Linked DNA regions of Homo sapiens: region 2 is linked to region 1. Evidence: read pairs that join two places in POLR2A ChIA-PET (ENCODE). Cell type or tissue: A673. All regions are shown on one strand. Region 1 overlaps RBM14-RBM4 (RBM14-RBM4 readthrough). Region 2 has its middle 6.0 kb from the start of NEAT1.

Region 1 (2,500 bases):
AGGGAATATTAAGGAACAATTCTAACAGTCCTGATTATTCTATCCACAACTTCCTGACACTAGAATGAGACAAAAACTTCCATGGGCTTACAAGAGCATTTGGACATCCCACTGTCTGTTTCCCTCCTTAGTGAGTTTTATTCAGACCAAGTGGTGAAATCTGAAAATTGAGATTTCACATGTATGATTCAAATGACTACCCAAATGAGTTTTATAACTGATCAAAAAATTTAAAAATCCAAGCCGGGCATGGTGGCTCACACCTGTAATCCCAACACTTTGGGAGGCCGAGGCAGGAAGATCACCTGAGGTCAGGAGTTCAAGACCAGCCTGGCCAACATAGTGAAACCCTGTCTCTACTAAAAATTCAAAAATTAGCCAGGTGTGGTGGCCTGTAGACCCAGCTACTTGAGAGGCTGAGGCAGGAGAATTGCTTGAACCCAGGAGACGGAGGTTGCAGTGAGCCAAGATCTCACCACTGCACTCCAGCCTGGGCAACAGAATGAGACTCTGTCTCATAAAAAAAAATAATAAATATATAAATAACATAAAAATAAATACAAAATTTAAAAATCCATCTGATACAATTATAACCAAATTGTATCAGGAAGTTTCTAAGCCTGACACTGGAGGGGAAAAGTGTGAATAGGTTGCCCAGCTAACTCAACTGCATCCTGTAGTGATAAGCCCCATCACAGTAAGTGCAAAGCACAGACCTAGCTAGATTAAAGATGCCCTAACACCCAAGTACTCCTAAGACCATTAAAACCAGAGATCTGAAAAATTCCAGGAACCTTCTTGCCCACAGATCTAATTCAAGGAAACTCTGAAGGAAATCACTGCATTGGGACTATCAAGTAATGTTTTACAGAGATCTCCAAATGGTCTGGTGGCATCACAAGTCCTCCAGTAACAAAGTTAAGTGAATCCAGAAAAACAAGTTCTCCTATCTTAAGACTAAAAATCTTAAACTTGAGGGCTAGGCGCGGTGGCTTGCGCCTGTAATCCCAGCACTTTGGGAGGCTGAGGCAGGCGGATCACAAGGTCAGGAGATCGAGACCATCCTGGCTAACACAGTGAAACCCCGTCTCTACTAAAAATACAAAAAATTAGCTGGGTGTGGTGGCGGGCGCCTGTAGTCCCAGCTACTCGGGAGGCTGAGGCAGGAGAATGGCGTGAACCCAGGAGGCGGAGCTTGCAGTGAGCCGAGATGGCGCCAGTGCACTCCAGCCTGGGCGACAGAGCCAGACTCCGTCTAAAAAAAAAAAAAAAGAAAAAGAAAAAATCTTAAACTTGAAACTACAGAGCTCTGTATAGGAAGAAGAAACAGTCACTCACAAAAATGAAGAGAAGATATTTTCCTCTTTTGTCTTTCAGATCTCCCCACAAGTCTGTACATGTTTCCGGAAGCTGTTCATCTTTGAACACCCAATAGGAGGAAGCTGTGGAGTGGTTACAATCCACTGTTGCTATTGAGATTTCTGTTCTACAAATCCTATCTAAGCTCCTGGAGTAACCAAGCAACTATGTTGTTTTTTTTTCCTGTGAAATAAAACAGAGCTGGTTGTCTGGTGCAACACCAAGCTTCTGTGCTTTTCAAAGCCCTGTCAGCCAACACAAGGAGACTCAATCAAATGACCATTCCCAGCATAAGAAATGAGTACGCTCTTTAGAGAGCCAGTCGCTTCTACTACACTCCCAACTTTCAACCCTCACTTTCCGTCATCACAAACAGATAAAAAGACATCAGTGGAGGATATGATGTTCAAATCTTTCCCAGTCTCTTACATCGAAGTATGTCAGGAGCTCTGTTACACAACAATGTAACTGCAAATAGTTGACCACCACTCCCGGAGTAAGTCAATGCATTTTTGCTAATCAAATGTTTACAAAGGAACAAGATGCACAAAACTCCGTCTAACTCTCACAAGGAGTCAGCCAGGAGTTCTAAAAATTCATGTGCAGTTATGCACTTCACCCGCATCGTCACTTGGTGTTGGGTCCCAAGCAAATTTCAGGCAAATTTTTGACTTTCTCTACCACCTGAAAGCCAGCAAGAAGCCTGAGTTCCAGGGAGACTGTCCCTTCAGATGTTTGACTCTAGACTCTCAACCTAGTAGCCACTCTACCTAACAACCACAAAAGAAACTTGGTAAGTCAATTAAACACAAAACTCTCACAAATGAGACTCATATACCCCACCCTTTTGCTGGACAAGTACCCAATCTGAGACCCTCCCCCACCACTCTTTTACTCTAAACAAAAGCAAAAATCCATGCACCATACAGCCTGCCTCAGAGCACCCAGCAGGAAAGCCCGATTCCGGATAGTCGTGGACTTGTATAACCTGAGTTGAGGAAAATAGAATGCAGTATTAATGCAGAACAAGGACTTGTTCCTAGTAGTGGACACTATGACCCTTTATATTTCCCCCACTTAAAGGACTAGGAATGGCCCCAAACATGTGCCTTTCCAGGACAGCAAATGAAATATCTTGGTG
Region 2 (2,500 bases), 1.2 Mb after region 1:
CCCTGTTCCGTGCCATGCTAGAGTGCCTGGGCACCTGCCCCTTACCCCAGGCCTTGGTCCCCCGTCCTCCTGAGCACTCACCCACTCCTTGGAGCCTTGCCTGAGCTGGCACCCTAGAACACCCTGTCCTCCTTGCCTCCTCCTGCCTCTTCACCAGCTCACTGCTACCTCTGTCTCCTGTAGCCCCATCCTGTCACAGAGCTCACGAGACCTTCCTGTTCCCACCCTGCCACGCTGAGCGCCTGTGTCCTCACTCCTGTTCCCGCAGAGAGAAGGCCTGTGGAATGCGTGGCTGGGCCCCATAGCCCTGCCTCCCCGGGCTGCCCTGCACCTCCAGCGGCCCCTAGACCTCCTCCAACCCTCCCCACCCTCCTTGGCCAAATAAGCGAGCCCAGCTTTCCTAGGCCCCACACTTTCGCCTGTGCTAACCTTTCCAGCCTCCTCCCCAAGCCCACCCACTGGGAATCCTGGCGCCAGCTCCTCTGAGCAGGGAGCCCAGGTGCTGACATCCCACTACCTCCACCCCTAGGTTTGCAAAGCCCTCTGTCTTCAGGACCGCCAGCCGCCCCCACTGCCAGAGCCTACCACTTCCTCTTGGGTCCCTGCTGATGGGAATGGCCTGCACTGTGCTTGTCCCGGTGGCCCCATCACAGCACCAGTTGTGACTGTCCTTGAATCTCTGAAGGAGCCTTTTCTGCCCCAACCCACCTTGGTCTGACTGAGTGCCCTCTGTGAGCAAGTTGGCCATGGTGCCAGGGCTTCTGCGGGGAGTAGAACCCCCCTGCCCGGGAGGCTGCTGACCTTGACGATACTGTATGGGAGGCCTGTGCTCTCGCTGGCTGGGAGAACTTGTCAGGGTCACTGCCACCCCCACAACAAAGTGCCAAGGTCAGATGGGCACCGGACAAAGAAGTCCTTGGGAAGAGCTGGGACTATTATTCTCTCTTTTGCAAATTATGTCAAATAGTTAAAAATAGCAGGAAGACTTAGTGTGTGAGGTGGGGACAGGAGGTGCTGGAAGAGGGCTCAGGGCAGCTGGGAAGGAGGAAGGGCCCAGGGGCAGAGGCCGGACAGTCAACTGCCTCAGGAGGGAGGCGACTAGTGCCAGGTTGTGCTCACTCCACCTCTTAGATGTCTCCAAATAGCCCCAGTTTAAGTATTTTTACTAAGCTGTCATTTCACAGAAAAGCACACATCTACAGCAGAATCCGTTTCCAGGACATGGATCCTGACCTTTGGAAAACTCAGGACCCATCACGAAGCTGAGGAATGCCCCCGCCCACCACCAGGGAAACAAACCCCTTACCCTGTGTTCTTGAAAGTTGGGGACCCCCATCATGGGCCCAGTGGCAGGAAGAAGGTCAGGGCAGTCAGGAGCCAGGACTCCCACTCTGAGAGCGGGTGAGCCCGCAGCGCCAGACCCAAGGCCCCCGAGATTCTGTCGTGGGGCACGACCCTGGTTCCAGGTTGCCTGGGCGGGCAGTGCTGCTCACTGTCACTGTCCCTGCAGCCCGGCAGGAGGAAAGGGTGAGCTCAGCTGCCCCCTGCTGGCCGCAGCCGAACCAGCAACCTGCAGATGGGAGTAGGCTCCGCCCCACCCACGCTGTCCGCCCAGTGGGGGCGAGAGGAGCCGGGCCACCACACGGCACTGGACTTGCTGCTTAAAACTGAAGTCCTCAGACCCAGGCCCAGCCCTGCACCCCCATTCTGGGTGAAGTTGGGTAGTCTGCCTACTTTCTTTGAAATGTGGGGTGGATTTGGACAGGGAGAAAAATGCCAGGTAGCTCTAAAAGTCCTCTGCACAAAGGAGAAGAATGAGCGATGAGAATCTGTCCCGAGGCCTGCACCTCCTTTGGGTCAGCACTGTCAGTGTCCCTTAGGCTCAAAGTCACAGGCTTTGGTTGACTGTCCCTGCTCCATCCCATGCCCTCTCTCTTTGCTGCATTTACCTGTATCCTACTGAGCCTGTCAGGCCCCCTCCTCCAGGAAGCCTTGTTTGATCACTGCTCCCCCTCCCAGTCTATTGTCTGTCTTTGTGTTGGGTGGTGGCCTGCACATCTGTTGGGGCATCATGTGTGTGCAAAGTGACCCATTTTCCTGGTCTTTATGTTCTTATCCCCGGTGTCATCTGAAAAGCTGCCTGGACTCTGAGCTGATGTCTCCATGGGTAACTCTGTTGCTAATCCTGCAACCCTGTGTGCGGGGAGCAGTTGGAACTCCTGCTCCCTGACAAGTGTCAGAGGCCCCTGGCACATCCACCCCAGCCCTCTCCTTCCCAGCTTTATCTGTGCCCCTTGCACCACTGTTTTTTCAGACTGAGCATGACAGCGTCCTGGGTCGCCTTGGTCGCTGTGGCTTTTCTGAGTCCCAGCAGCACCTCTGGCCTCCCGTGTGTCTCTCCATGCACTGCCACTTGGCTGGGGGCTGGCCACATGAAGCCTCAGCTGTGGGTCTGCGCAAGCCTCTTGCTGGGCTCTGGTTGTGGCTGGAGCCTCCTGTG

The links. Peaks named below come from ENCODE experiments on the same cell type or tissue, not always from the same donor. Only the 100,000 strongest peaks of a DNase experiment are listed, where the experiment ranks them.
Region 2: POLR2A ChIA-PET joins it to region 1 with 5 read pairs; 1 of 35 experiments calls an interaction of 5 or more read pairs at or near these places.

Annotation. Positions count from the first base shown.
Region 1 is chr11:66,618,343-66,620,842 of GRCh38, reverse strand. The region is part of intron 1 of RBM14-RBM4 (RBM14-RBM4 readthrough); the gene reads right to left. The region is part of intron 1 of RBM14 (RNA binding motif protein 14); the gene reads right to left. Among named protein-coding and RNA genes, the nearest start is that of RBM14-RBM4, 3.0 kb to the right of the region's middle. In A673, no CTCF peak of the experiment used is centred here; a DNase peak (open chromatin) is centred at 1,492; H3K4me3 peaks cover 1,116 bases; H3K27ac peaks cover 970 bases.
Region 2 is chr11:65,415,576-65,418,075 of GRCh38, reverse strand. No RefSeq gene overlaps it. Among named protein-coding and RNA genes, the nearest start is that of NEAT1, 6.0 kb to the left of the region's middle. RefSeq lists enhancers at 1-76, 643-692. In A673, a CTCF peak has its summit at 1,562 (motif pointing left); a DNase peak (open chromatin) is centred at 1,535; H3K4me3 peaks cover 755 bases; H3K27ac peaks cover 2,180 bases.